3 separate regions of the Homo sapiens genome follow, and all the other regions are linked to region 1. The links are chromatin contacts, found by Hi-C or POLR2A ChIA-PET in ENCODE. All regions are on one chromosome and are shown on one strand. Each heading gives the region's core, a stretch centred on a gene start or an enhancer-like site at or near the end of the contact. The rest is flanking DNA. Distances are from core to core; before and after follow the strand shown.

What was found. Hi-C counts contacts between places; a loop is a spot of excess contacts on that map. ChIA-PET counts read pairs that join two places held with the same protein, here RNA polymerase II (POLR2A). Pooled maps may share reads with other maps.
Region 2: a loop to region 1 is called in a map of B cell, with 5 times the contacts of the local background. The contact joins two enhancer-like sites. A Hi-C loop is called at or near these places in 3 of 168 maps with a recorded cell type or tissue (B cell, CD8-positive, alpha-beta T cell and naive thymus-derived CD4-positive, alpha-beta T cell), 2 of 37 single-sample maps with no recorded cell type and 8 of 50 pooled maps. POLR2A ChIA-PET finds 5 or more read pairs at or near these places in 3 of 52 experiments (GM10248, activated B cell and activated CD4-positive, alpha-beta T cell).
Region 3: a pooled map shows a loop between it and region 1 (2.5-fold over the local background). The contact joins two enhancer-like sites. A Hi-C loop is called at or near these places in 1 of 168 maps with a recorded cell type or tissue (IMR-90) and 2 of 50 pooled maps. POLR2A ChIA-PET finds 5 or more read pairs at or near these places in 2 of 52 experiments (HEK293 and activated T-cell).

What each region holds. Positions count from the first base shown.
Region 1 is chr18:58,713,961-58,718,299 of GRCh38, forward strand. MALT1 (MALT1 paracaspase) reads left to right here. Exons shown (of 17, transcript NM_006785.4): 8 at 123-149; 9 at 1,975-2,007. The region is part of intron 1 of LOC105372146 (a long non-coding RNA gene); the gene reads right to left. Among named protein-coding and RNA genes, the nearest start is that of MALT1-AS1, 44 kb to the left of the region's middle. Within about 2 kb of position 2,256, at least 5 of the 41 ENCODE cell types and tissues checked have a DNase peak (open chromatin) inside an H3K27ac peak, as active enhancers do; they include B cell, where a contact is called at or near this core.
Region 2 is chr18:58,523,790-58,528,128 of GRCh38, forward strand. ALPK2 (alpha kinase 2) reads right to left here. Exons shown (of 13, transcript NM_052947.4): 7 at 146-273; 8 at 17-52. Among named protein-coding and RNA genes, the nearest start is that of ALPK2-AS1, 31 kb to the right of the region's middle. RefSeq lists a silencer at 2,279-2,358. Within about 2 kb of position 2,267, at least 5 of the 41 ENCODE cell types and tissues checked have a DNase peak (open chromatin) inside an H3K27ac peak, as active enhancers do; they include B cell, where a contact is called at or near this core.
Region 3 is chr18:58,563,497-58,567,835 of GRCh38, forward strand. The region is part of intron 4 of ALPK2 (alpha kinase 2); the gene reads right to left. It overlaps ALPK2-AS1 (ALPK2 antisense RNA 1), which reads left to right. Exons shown (of 2, transcript NR_188108.1): 2 at 2,966-3,182. Among named protein-coding and RNA genes, the nearest start is that of ALPK2-AS1, 8.6 kb to the left of the region's middle. Within about 2 kb of position 1,760, at least 2 of the 41 ENCODE cell types and tissues checked have a DNase peak (open chromatin) inside an H3K27ac peak, as active enhancers do.

The DNA of each region.
Region 1 (4,339 bases), core at 1,006-3,505:
GTTGTAAACTGATAAAACACTATAACATGATTCACTGGCTCAAAACTACTTGGATTAGTCTTACTATTTGTGCTAAATTGGTGTTTAGATTACTTAATCTATTTTCTCTTACTTTGTTTTAGATGAATTAAATAATCTTGGTCATCCTGGTGAGTAATACAAACATAAAACTTTAGTTTTAGATTTTTAAGTTGTTGAATGCAGCAAAGTTACCGTAGGTACTCTTTTGCTACAGTAATACTAGTAACTTTTTTCTCTTTATTGAAATAATATAATTTAAGGTTGAAATTAACTACATGAAGTACAATTTTATACAAGTGATACATTAAAAATATTTTAGGTTATAAAACTGTAAGGGTAGAAAAGAAGTGTTTGAGGTAACATAAAACCTCAAGGTATTATCATTGTGTATTACTCCTTATATCATAACAAGGAAGTTAATGGGGGAAGTACGTGACCTTTAATCTGAAAGCAGGAAGCAGTGTTTGACAGAGTGACAGGGGTAACATTTCTGAACTGATCAGACCCCTGGGACCTTTTTCTTGGTGCCTCAGTCATACAGCATATCTGAACTAGTTGGGTGGGTGCCTATATCTGGAGTAAGAAGTGTGTTTGTGGGGATCATTGGCATCGTACAGGTCGGTTGGTCAGTGACCATTTCTTAATGAGTGACAGTTGTCAAGAGTATGTAGAACTCTGTAGGCTAATTTTAATTAGAACAGATTTCTAATAAGTTAAGCCTTCACCTGAGATAAAAGGCATATCAACAGTGAGAACTACATGAAGACACAGGATATCAACCTCGTGTAGGCTTTCTGAAAGACAATGATGGAACCTGTGGATAGATCTGAAAATAAAACCTTTCAGGAATAGTTTAAGAAGGTGGTTATGTCATTTAATATTTGTAGAAAACCCTATTACTTCTCCACTTATTTCTCATTATTTTAGCATCATTACTAGTTTGCTTAGTGTCATACTCATATTGCATTAGCAAACATCTATTATTGTGAATGCCATTGGGCTGTGCTGACTGTATATAAGCAAACTAGACACAGCAGAAAGTCCCCATTACCTGTGCGTCATTCTCCTTGCTGTAGTGTCCTCAAATTCACATAAAGCCTCAATGAGACCTGCCTCAAGTAGGTCTTGAACTGTCAAAAACCATCCTAGTAATTGTTTCTCTTACTGGGGGAGAATAGGGGGTCTGGATAGAATCCCCTTTCCTAAATTAGTCTGTTAATTCTTGCTTTTCTTTAATGAACATTATGAAAAGTTATTTCAGAAAAACTTTTGTAAATAGCCACCACTAAGATTCTAAAATTTTCCTGGCCCTTTGAGTTTTTCCTCATTTCCCACAATTCAGGGAGTACCAAAAATTTAGGTTTAAAAGAAGAATGTTGTATAGGGAAAGCTTTTAATAGGCTTCAGTGGCATGTATTTGACCAGTAGTACAAAGTTATCTCCCGACAGTAGTGGACACACAACTGATGAACTACATCTTTCCCTACATGGTGCTTCAGGTGCGGGGCGGGATTTTATTTTATGTATACTAGAGGGTGAAAGCATAGAATCCAGAAGGAGACTCCCTAAGTTAGTATCCAGATTTGCTACTTACTAGCTTCATAACTTTGGGCAAGTGACTTTAATCTCTCTCTGCCTTAATTTCCTTATCTATATAATGGGGTTAATAATAGTAGGCACCTCATAGGGTAGAGTGAGGTTTCATTAGATCTGTTATATATAAAGCATATAGAACGGTGCCAGCTGAGGCATCAGGAAATGGTAACTACTGCTACTTCCTATTGTGAACACCACCATCGTTTTTTTCCATTCAAGAGTGTTTTTATTAAAAATCTGAAGAGTAGAAACTATATTCTGTAAGTGATGCTGCTGATGTTATATACTTTTCATGTATCTTTAACTCTGGAAATATACCATGGATCTTACATGTTTTGCTTTTTTATCTTTGTATAGATAATAAAGAGCAAACAACTGACCAGCCTTTGGGTGAGTAGAACTTTAAAATGCATTATCAAAGTATAATTATTGTGTATAACTCCAGAAGGAATTTAAGACATTTTAATTTGGTTTTTTAAAGAAATGTGAATAACATTGGGACCAAATGTTTTATTTTTTTGTATCTGTAAAAGAAGGTTTAGAAGAGGAGGCTTAAAAATGATTACAAATTCAGTTTCTAGGGTCAAGTCAACTTCTGTGGAGTGATTTGTGTGTTTCTCACGATATGCAAACAGACATGCGTACAAAAAGAAACATGTACATGCTGCATAGTTAGCATAGAGGAGGAAGTGGTTAGTGCTGTCTCTTGGTGAGGGATAGAAATCACAAAGGCTGCAGTAGCTTTAGCGTTTGCTCCCCTGTCTTCTCCAATGGAAAGAGAAAAGAATTTAGGATAAAATGTAAACGAACAGTTGCATTTGAAGAATGCCTGGGACAAGAAAATGTAAGGGAGAAAACTTTAGCAGATAAAAGTTTAGCAGATTAACATTTAAAGATGGTAAAAATAGCTAACAGCTTGATGCTGGCAGAAGCCAGATAAAATATGTCTAAAATTTGTCCATTGGATTCAGCTACTGAAGATGTGATTGGTGGCTTTGAGTGGAATGTTGAAAGTGCCTAATATGTGTCAGTTACTGAGTTATGCTGGGAATTTAAACATGGATACAATGTATAAAATAGTGGAAAAAGAAAGATTCAGAAGTGAACAAATGAAGACAGTACATATTAATTTGTTGGAAAGAAAGAGTGGTTTGAAATTAACTAGATAGGGCATATATTCAAAGTGTTTTGGTAGGAGGGGAAAATGTGAGGATATTTACATTTGGAAAGGAAGTATCTGTTGAGACTGTGTAGATTAGAGTGATCCATCAAAGAGAGGACAATTTATAGAGCAAGTTCCTAGAAGAGATGATAGGGATTTGGGCCAAGGTGAAAACAAGAGAAATTGGCTTTAATCAGAATGTTGAAACCTCTTTTGAGATTAAAAAGAAGGAGAGATTGGTGAACAGATAGATTTATTGGGAAGCTGAGGACATTTTTAGTTTATGTTTTTTGTTTCTAAGTAATTAGGCGTAGTAATATGCTTAAAAGATTGAGGAAAAGGCTGGGCATGGTGGCTCACACCTGTAGTCCCAGCACTTTGTGAGGCCGAGGCAGGCAGGATCACCTGGGGTCAGAAGATTGAGATCAGCCTAACCAACATGGAGAAACCCCGTCTCTACTAAAAATACAAAAATTAGCTGGGCATTGTGGTGCATGCCTGTAATCCCAGCTACGTAGGAGGCTGAGGCAGAAGAATCTCTTGAACCCGAGAGGTGGAGGTTGTGGTGAGCTGAGATCGTGCCATTGCACTTCAGCTGGGCAACGAGAGTGAAACTCTGTCTCAAAAAAAAAAAAAAAGATTGAGGGAAAAAGAGTAAAGTAAGGCTGAATATAGATCTTATTCTATGGCAGAGGCTTAGAGGCTAAAGAAAATGGAAGCAAGGTCTTACAAGTCTGATCTACAAGTGAATGTGTATTGAGAGTCCAACTAAGACTTTTAAAGAGTAAGAATTTATAATGGTTCAGATCAGTTGTGTGCTTTTTCTGTAGCAGATCTCAGCTTTAAAATAGAGAAGATAGGCTGGGTGTGGTGGTACACGCCTGTAATCCCAGCTACTCGGGAAGCTGAGGCACGAGAATCACTTGAACCCAGGAGGCGGAGGTTGCAGTGAGTGGAGATTGTGCCACTGCACTCCAGCCTGGGCGACAGAGTAAGACTCTTGTCTCAAAAAAAAAAAAAAAAAAAAAGAAACCTGCTATGTTTCATTCATAGTGGTAAGTTTTCATGTATTCCAGCTCCATGATCTTTTCTTTAGATCCTCCAGACAGACCTCACTGATTAAGAAATACCTATTAAAATAGTGTTCTGAACAAAGGCATAGCCATCATATTCTGTAGAGAGGAGCATACATATGTCTTAGGTACACAAAATGACAAGATCCAAATGTAACTGGGTTAGTTGCTGAAGATGGTTTAATCACAAATATGCATTTAATAGTAATGCTAATAAACTAAGTGTTTTCACCTAGTGAAATGTTTAATTTAACCCTGAGATGTAGGTATTTTTCCTCATTTTTAGTAGATGAAAATTTAAAACTGTAAGTGTTTAATAAAACTTGCTCAGGATTATACAATGTAGTAGTTGAGACAGGATTGAAACCCATCTATCTCTCATTCCATAGCCTCCGTTAGCTCCATTATGCCAGGTATTCTTTCTCAAACATGTCCCAATTGAAAGAATAACAAGATAAATGGAATATCAGGTCAACTTCTATCATTG
Region 2 (4,339 bases), core at 1,017-3,516, 190 kb before region 1:
ACCCTAACTGACTTACCTTTAGTATCCTGGCGACTTGACAGCTGTTTGAGAACTAGAAGAAGACAAAGCAGAGAATGGCTTCAGTACAGATGTCCATTGTGAACGGGCAGGGGCCAGTGGTTTTTCATTGAAAACTGTGGTTTACCTTCAGCTGTGAGGTTAAATTCAGCAGTCACTTTTCCGTAGCTGTTCTTGATGCAGCAGTAATAGAGTCCCTGGTCCTTCGGACTGGCTTGCACGATGGCAAAGGAAACAGTGGAGTTGTCCCCTGCACTGCAATGAGGAATATTCACATTGACACACTTCATCATTCTACAGTTGCATTTTTTCCTAATATACTTAAGGAGAAAGAAGCTAAGACTTCCCTGCTCACATGTTTTCAGCCAGTGAGCTGCCCAAAGGGCAAAATCACGATCAGCTGTTTAAATAATTGATTTATCCACAGAGGAGAGTCATTACATTTTGGCTAACACGCTCACTCCAATAAGCAGTAGGTTTAACTGCCATGAGTAGAGCAAAGAATTGAAATTGTGAATTCTGGGAGCTGTTGTTAACATTTCTGCTCAGAATTCAGCTCAATTATGTGACTAATCCGGGTGTCCTGTGCTTGAAGGAAAGTCTGATAACTCCAAACCCAAACTTATACAGATACAATAAGGGACAAGAGAAAACGGGGTTCTTAGCTTTATGCTACATAAGGATTCGTGACTGAGGGCCCCTTTGTAATAGTGTCCTGTACTCCCCTAGTGAGGTACCAACCATCGAACCATTCACTCACCCAAAATTATTAAGTTCCGGTCACTGTGCTATGAAAACTAAAACTGGTGGTGGTGGTCATATTGGTGGTGATGATGACAGTGATGATGATGCCAATAGCTAATGTGCACTGAGCATTTGGTATGTACCAGGCATTGTGCCAAATCACATAAAGATCAATTTCATGATGCCCTCAGAACAACCTAATGAGAGAACTATGTTTACTATTCTCAGTTTGCAGATGAGGAAACTGAGGCATAGAAAAATTTAAGCAAATGATTTTGACTTCATTAAGCTGCCTCCCCAAGTAAATTATGGTTCCCGCCCTCAAGTCTGGGATAATTTGAAACATAGGGAGAGCCACATATTTATTCCAAAGTCTCAAACAAAAAACTTACTCTACAGCAAAAAAAAAAAAAAAAAAAGGATATTCAGACGTTGTTCTGGTTTTGTTCTTTAAAATGAACTTTGTTTAAACATTCACCAAGATTCTGTGTATGTATGTGTATACATGTGTGTGGTGTACATTTTAGCTTGGGTTCGTTTCATAGTTTAACAACAAAAATTCACCTAGCTTGAGTTTGTCTCAGTTGCATGTTCAAAAACAGTGTTCATTATTGGTTGGTTTTTCAATAGACTTCAAGCCTCCAATATATACATTCCTTCCCTGGAATATACCAGTGGCTTAAAACAAAGTTCACTAAACCATTCTACTTCCTTCATTCCTGGGGTCTCTGAACATATCCCACTGTATGGTTAAAACTGGATGTGAACAAGTCCAGTTATAAGGGGAAGACTTCCGGACAGGGCAGTAAAACACAGAGTGGGCCACAGAGGAGGCTTGTGGAAAGTCCTTCTCCAAGGCTCTAGGATTGGCACAGCCTTTCTGTCATTGAAAGGGGAAGGCAAGGGCTACCCGAAGGGCTGGGGGCTGAACTAGAACTGTCCTGTGAACATCTTCCTTCCAGCCTAGAAATTCTCTGATACTTGGCCCAGAACCACGAAGACCGTTTTTCCTGGCTTGGCCCATGGTCCCCACCCAAGGCTTTCTTCTAGAAGGAATACATGTAGGAGTCAGAAAGGTCTGGATCCCAACCCTGAGGCCGACCTCAGGTGTGCTATGTAGCCTGTCACCCTCAATTTCCTCCTCTGTGAAAGCAGAATGAGCAAGATCACCGCTCAGATGTGTCATGAGGAGTAACGTGTCATGACACCGGCGTGTGAAGCTTCAGCGAAAAGCCCAGTCTTGAGCGTGGTCACGAGTCATTACTTCGTGGTGAGCAGTAGTATTAGTGGGGAACAGTAGTATTAGTGTGCTTTCTCCATGATACAAAACTACCTCGGAAGTCCCAAAGAGTTCTATCCAACATTTGTGGAGTATCTGCTCTGTGCTTAGTACTGGGGGATTCAATGATGAAAAAGAAAAAAAAAAAAAAAAAAAGGCACAGTCCTTGCCCTTGAGGGTCTTCTAGTCTGGGAGGAAATGGACAAACAGAAAATACCAATACAGCTGTAGAAAGCAGTAACAAGTGATCTTGTGCCTTTTTTAACCAAGAGGGTAAGTTCAGTTTCATATCCTCTTACCCTGTAAGGGACAAATCTTTTTACCTTAGGAAATGGCTACAGACAGCAGAACAGCAGTGGTGATTAGCTGTGCAGACAAATGCAAAAGAAGCCCATGTCCAGAGTGTGATCAGAAGAACACAAAGAGTGAAGTTGGCTGCAGGGAGAGGGTACTTAGCATGGGGACTTCTCTGAGAGATCCCATCATCCATCACCAGCCCTAAGGAGCCAGGGCTTGGCAGCACCCCCACCCACCACTCAGTCTGGGCTGAGAAGTCCTCGGGTTGTTTCTCCCAGGGCCATCCAAGGAGATCCTCCCATCCCAGCAGCCAGCTCCTCATCCACTGGTTCCCAGCGGGAACAACATGACCTGTGCTCCATGACCTTGCTCAGCTATCAGTAGGGCCGCTCTACGTGGACAGCTGCCCTTTCAAAAGCCCAGGGAACTCAGAAGGACCTCTCTCCCCAGAGTGGAGAATGGGTTCCTGGTTACCAAGAAGGTACTGATGGCCAAATAGCACCAGAGGGTGCCACCTTGAGGTCTCCATGAAGCCAAGACATGCCACTGCTACACAGAGACTCAAACCAAGCTACCACTTTCTTCTTCTTGGTTTCTTCGAAGTATATTAGTCTTGCCCTACCCACAAGAAAGTCTTCTGACACCTAATTTCCACGCTTTAGCCTGTTAAGGAAAGTACCCAAAACTTGCGGACAAAGGAAGAGGATCACAGTCATTGTTCAACAGGATCATTGAGGATGATCTAGTGAAAGAGAATGCTTTGCTATTTCCCATTTACACAGAACCCACTCAGACACTTTAAGTTACAGGTTAACTTTTAGGTTTCTGTGCAGTAGAAAAGATAACTCCCAAAGTTTATTACCTGTCAAACATTAACCAGTTTTATATCTATTTCAAAATGTATTTCCGCATTCCTTTGCCTGATGGACTATCTAAATCTTCATTCCTCAAATGCTCCTTTGAACAACTCTTGCCATTGTACAGGTTCCCTCATGATTTAGTAAGTTCAAGAAGACCTTTGCTCCACGTTCATATTATATTTGAGAGATTTCAACTCTTTGAAAATGATACAAGACAGTGACATATTTCATGGAGGCACAAATGAAGGGAAACGCTGGACTGGAAGTAGGCATGAGAGAAATTAGCAAACATTTGAAAACCCACTTGAAATAATATAAATGATCTCTCAATAAACAAATGAATTATAACTCTTAAATATTCTCAAGTGTTAGCATGGAGAAAGCAAATGGGTTCAACTAAGCCAGACACTGTCACCAAGGAGAAATGAAGCAAACATCACTAGGAATCAAAGGCCTTAGCCACGCGTCATCAGTAAGTAGAATGCTTACTAATGACATATGCTCCCCAGGGGAAGGTTAGGTTTATCGTAAATACACATCAAATGGAAAAGGGACCCGCAAATATTCAAGTGGTAATTCTGAGCTCAGAGCAAGGCTGATGAATGGAAAAACAGTGAAAATACTGGTTAATTGCTCTTGGCTGACAGCTTCAGAAAATAATTTAAAATGAATAATTAGTACCTTTTTAAGTGAAGCTCTAGGGAACCTCCTTGACTTAAAAAGCAAACCATTTCTTTTCCTTTATAATAATTCTTAAGCCATACCTAAGACAGGCAGGGTAATGGTGACATTTTAGGCAAAGTGGTTATGCTATCAATTACAATCCAGTTAGATGCTCTGGAGTGATGTTAGTAGAAATGAAATCATAGCTCAAGTATTCCATGATTACATTTGAGAAATAGTTTCCAGACATATGTTCCAAGCAGACATATATGATTTAATTAAACAGAAAACTCAGATTTTCTCACTTTTTCAGTCTACTGGTGACAAAATTAAGGGGATTGGAACCCCTCCCATTTCTTAGGGAGCTAAACTGGGAACCCTTTGGCAGAGGGTTGACTTTTGAACCAGGTGATTTGTTTCTAGATTGTGTCAGATGAAGCTTGAATTCATCAGTTCACTTGAACAAGCATTTATTGCC
Region 3 (4,339 bases), core at 510-3,009, 150 kb before region 1:
TGAGGTATAAGGGCATTAAGCTGAGAAAATGACCAGGACTGTAGCTTTGGTTCTGCCAATAAACAAATGGTGTGACCACAGGCAAAGAGATTACTCTTTCTCTCATGAACCTGTAAGTTTCTCAAGGGAAGAAACAACATATATATTGCTTTGTAAATTGTTTCCAAGCATTTAAAAAATATCTTTAAATATTTTCAAGGCATGATTTTTAATGCCTGCATAGTCCAAAGAATATTGTACCATAATATATTTTACCATTCCTCCATTGTTAGATTGTTCTCAGTGTTTCATTATTGTGAACCATGCTACAATGAAAAGACTCTTGTCCCGATGGCTCTATTTATACTTCTGATAATTTTATTAGGCTAATTACAGGGCCAAAATTTACATGTTAAAGGATTAGTAAATATCACCAATTTGACATCCAGAAGGGTTGTACTAATTTGCACTCTTGCCAGCAGTGTAAGAGAAAAATCTGTTTCCATACAGTCTTATTAGCATGAAGTATCATCACATTAAGAACAATCTCTGAAAATTGAGAAAGGAAGGAAAGGAGGAAGGCAGAAAGGAATGGAGTTGATAAGTTTATGATGAATTTCATGAATTGCGTATTTGATGTCTTTGTTCTTTTTTTTTTTTTTTTGAGATGGAGTTTCGCTCTTGTCGCCCAGGCTGGAGTGCAGTGGTGCGATCTCAGCTCGCTGCAGCCTCTGCCTCCCTGGTTCAAGCGATTCTCCTGCCTCAGCCTCCCACATAGCTGGGATTACAGACATGCGCTACCACACCCAGCTAATTTTGTATTTTTAGTAGAGATGGGGTTTCTCCATGTTGGTCAGGCTGGTCTCCAACTCCCGACCTCAGGTGATTCGCCCACCTCGGCCTCTCAAAGTGCTGGGATTACAGGCATGACCCACCACACCTGGCCCTGTTCATTTTTTATTAAGCTATTCATCTTTTCTTACATCACTTTCTTTGTACATCACAAGTGCTTTTCTAAGTTTTTATTTGTTTTTAATATCAGTTTATGGTGGGGGTTTTTGTGCAAAATTCTTACATCATCAGGTTTTTTTTTTTTCCTTTTTGCTTAGACAGACTTTCCTTACCATGAAAGCCACAGTCTCTTCCACTTTGTTTGATATTTATTTTGGCAGCTGATGTAAAATTAGGGATTCACAGGACCTCACTGCCTCGGAAATTAACAGATCTTCATGTTTGACCCCTTCAGTTTACACTGAGGAAAGAGGCCCAAAGAGAGGAAAGGAAATTACCCAAGGATATACAGTTGGTTAATGGCAGAACCAGAACTAAAATCTAGCTCCCAGTTTATGTCTTCCTTTTTTAAAAAAAATTTTTTTAAAAGTTTTCAATATTATCAGTAAAAATAATTTCCTTAAACATTTAAAAACATTAATCACCCCTCCAAATGTTAGGTTCCTTGCTTCCCTCTCCAGAGTTAATCCTATCATTTGAATGTATTCTTCCAGATCTAAAAAATAATTTTATGTGTTTATATATGTATATACAAATAACATATACTACTATGGAATGGTTGGGGGGCATAAATTGTATCGTATTGTATGTATTATTCTTCAGTGTACCTTTCTAATTCTATGTTGTTTTGAAGCATCCATCATTTGAGCAGGCCACATTTTATTTAGCCAGTTACCCATGAACATTTCCTTAGAAACGTTTCCTTAGAAATAATTCTACAACACACATGATGTCACATGCTTCCTTGGGCCTTCATGCAAGCTTCTCTCAAGAGTCGATATTGAGAAGTGAAACTGCTGCATCATGGCTAATGCCCTTTTCAGTTTTAAGAGATTTTAAGAGATTTTTAAAGAGATTTTGCCAAATTAATCTTACTGGCAATGTACCCATTTCCTTATAATATCAGCTTGGTACTGTACTTTTAATTTTTTTATCTATCTGATGAAAGATGTTATATCTTTAAAATTTGTATTTTCCTAATTACTCATAAGGTTGAGCAACTTCTTGCATATTTATTGACCATTTATCTCTTCCATAAACTTTGTATATATTTACCTTTTAAAAATAATTCAATTGTTACGGATGTTTTATCTATTTGATTTTTATATACCCTGGAAATTAATCTTTGTCTATTACAATGTCCTACATAAAAAGTGTATCACTTTAATTTTCTTAGTGGTATTTTTGTTCTATAGAAAAATTTTAATTTGATGTAATCAAAATTATTGATATTTCTCTTTTTTGTTCCTTCCTTCCTTCCTTCCTTCCTTCCTTCCTTCCTTCCTTTCTTTCTTTCTTTCTTCCTTTCTTCCTTTCTTTCTCTTTTTTGAGATGGAGTCTTGCTCTGTCACCCAGGCTGGAGTGCAGTGGTGCAACCTCTGCCTCCCGGATTCAAGCAATTCTTCTGCCTCAGCCTCCCGAGTAGCTGGGACTACAGGCGTGCACCACCACGCCCCGGCTAATTTTTGTATTTTTAGTAGAGATGGGATTTCACCATATTGGCCAGGCTGGTCTAGGACTCCTGACCTCATGATCCACCTGCCTCGGGCTCCCAAAGTGCTGGGATTATAGGCGTGAGCCACTGCACCAGGCCTATTATTTTCCCAAGAAGATCTTATATCTCTCAAGATCATGAAAATCATTTTGAAAAATTTTTTCAGTACTTTATAGTTTTTTAAAAATTTTAACTCAGAGATCAAATAACATCAGTTTATTGGGGGTCCATTGTAAGGTACTGATATCTTTTCCATATGGTGGCTAATTGTGTCAGCATTGAAGCACTTGTCTCTTCCCTACAAGTTGAAAGACTATTTCTATCCATAAACCAAATTCCAGTATTGGATTCTGTACTCTTTCCTCAGTTTGGTTTATCTACTTATGTACGGCAACTCCCACACTATCTCATGACCACAGCTTTATCATTTGTCTTGATATATGATTGGGTTAGTTCAATGCTTTTTCCATCTCCTTTCAGAGATGCAAATTCATCTTCTATCATAGCCAAAGAAGACCAACAAAGACCAACAGAGGCCATGTCTCGCATTCAGCTCCAACAGCAGGCAGTAGATTTGTTACAGAGACTAAAACCCACCTTATTGCCAAGTGACCCTCCTCTCACCAGCCTCCCCTGCTGCCACCCAAATTCCTGCCACTGAACTACTCCTCAAAATAAAACACAGCTGTAAAATGCACACCTGTTTTGGATTAGTTACAATAAATCAGGATCTGTACTTATTTCAGTTCCCCAGACAGGTGAAGAACAAGCTGCGTTTATAGCAAGCCAACTAGAAAGCAGAAGAAAATTCCAGTCACGAGTTTTTGTTTTTCCTCTTAGGGCAAAGGAGGTTACACTTGAGGAGCCTAAATTTCTTGTTGTTTCCAAACTCCTGTGAGTCTTTACAGAAATGCCTCTAAAAGTTGTAGTATTCTCTCTCTAGATCCATCTAACTGAGCCCATGGTTTCCAAACTTTAATGCCCAAGAGAATCCTCAGACCGCATATTAAAAATGCAGGTTCAGGCCTGCATTTATTTCTCAGACAGCATATTAAAAATGCAGGTTCAGGCCTGCATTTATTTCTCAGACAGCATATTAAAAATGCAGGTTCAGGCCTGCATATTTTTTCACGGTGGCTCATGTCTATAATCCCAGCACTTTGGGAGGCCGAAGCAGGCAGATCACCTGAGGTCAGGAGTTCGAGACCAGTGTGGCCAACATGACGAAACCCTGTCTCTACTTAAAAAAAAAAAAGGCCGGGCGTGATGGCAGGCCCCTGAGGTCCCAACTACTCGGAAGGCTGAGACAAGAGAATCGCTTGAACCTGGGAGGCGGAGGTTGCAGTGAGCCGAGATTGCGCCACTGCAGTCCAGCCTGGGTGACAGAGCAAGACTCTGCCTCAAAATTAATAAAAATGCAGGTTCAGCAAGTCTGTGGTAAAACTTAGGGACCTATGTTGTTTTTTTAAACACGCACCTCATCAGGTGATTCCAATGCAAATAGTCCAGGCCCTCACTTTAAGACACTGCCCTGGGGACTCCAAGCAGAGTAGAACCACCTGAACACGAGACATCCAAATCCTTAGTGCAGGCTGTTTGCCAGGACATGTTTCTGTAATGAGTTAGCTCTGTGAGATCGGTCTACAAGAGAATGATGTCAGTATAACCAACACGTGGCATTGGTTCATACGCAGTTTTTCTTTGGCAAAGGGAACCAGAATAGCTGGAATAAATTACAGAAAATTGAGCAGGAAAACAAGCCTTTGACTCAGCCTCTGCATTGGCAGCAGGGGCCCTATTAAGTTGTATTTTAACAGAATTTCAAATGCAGCCTGCCCTCAGTGGTCCTCTCTC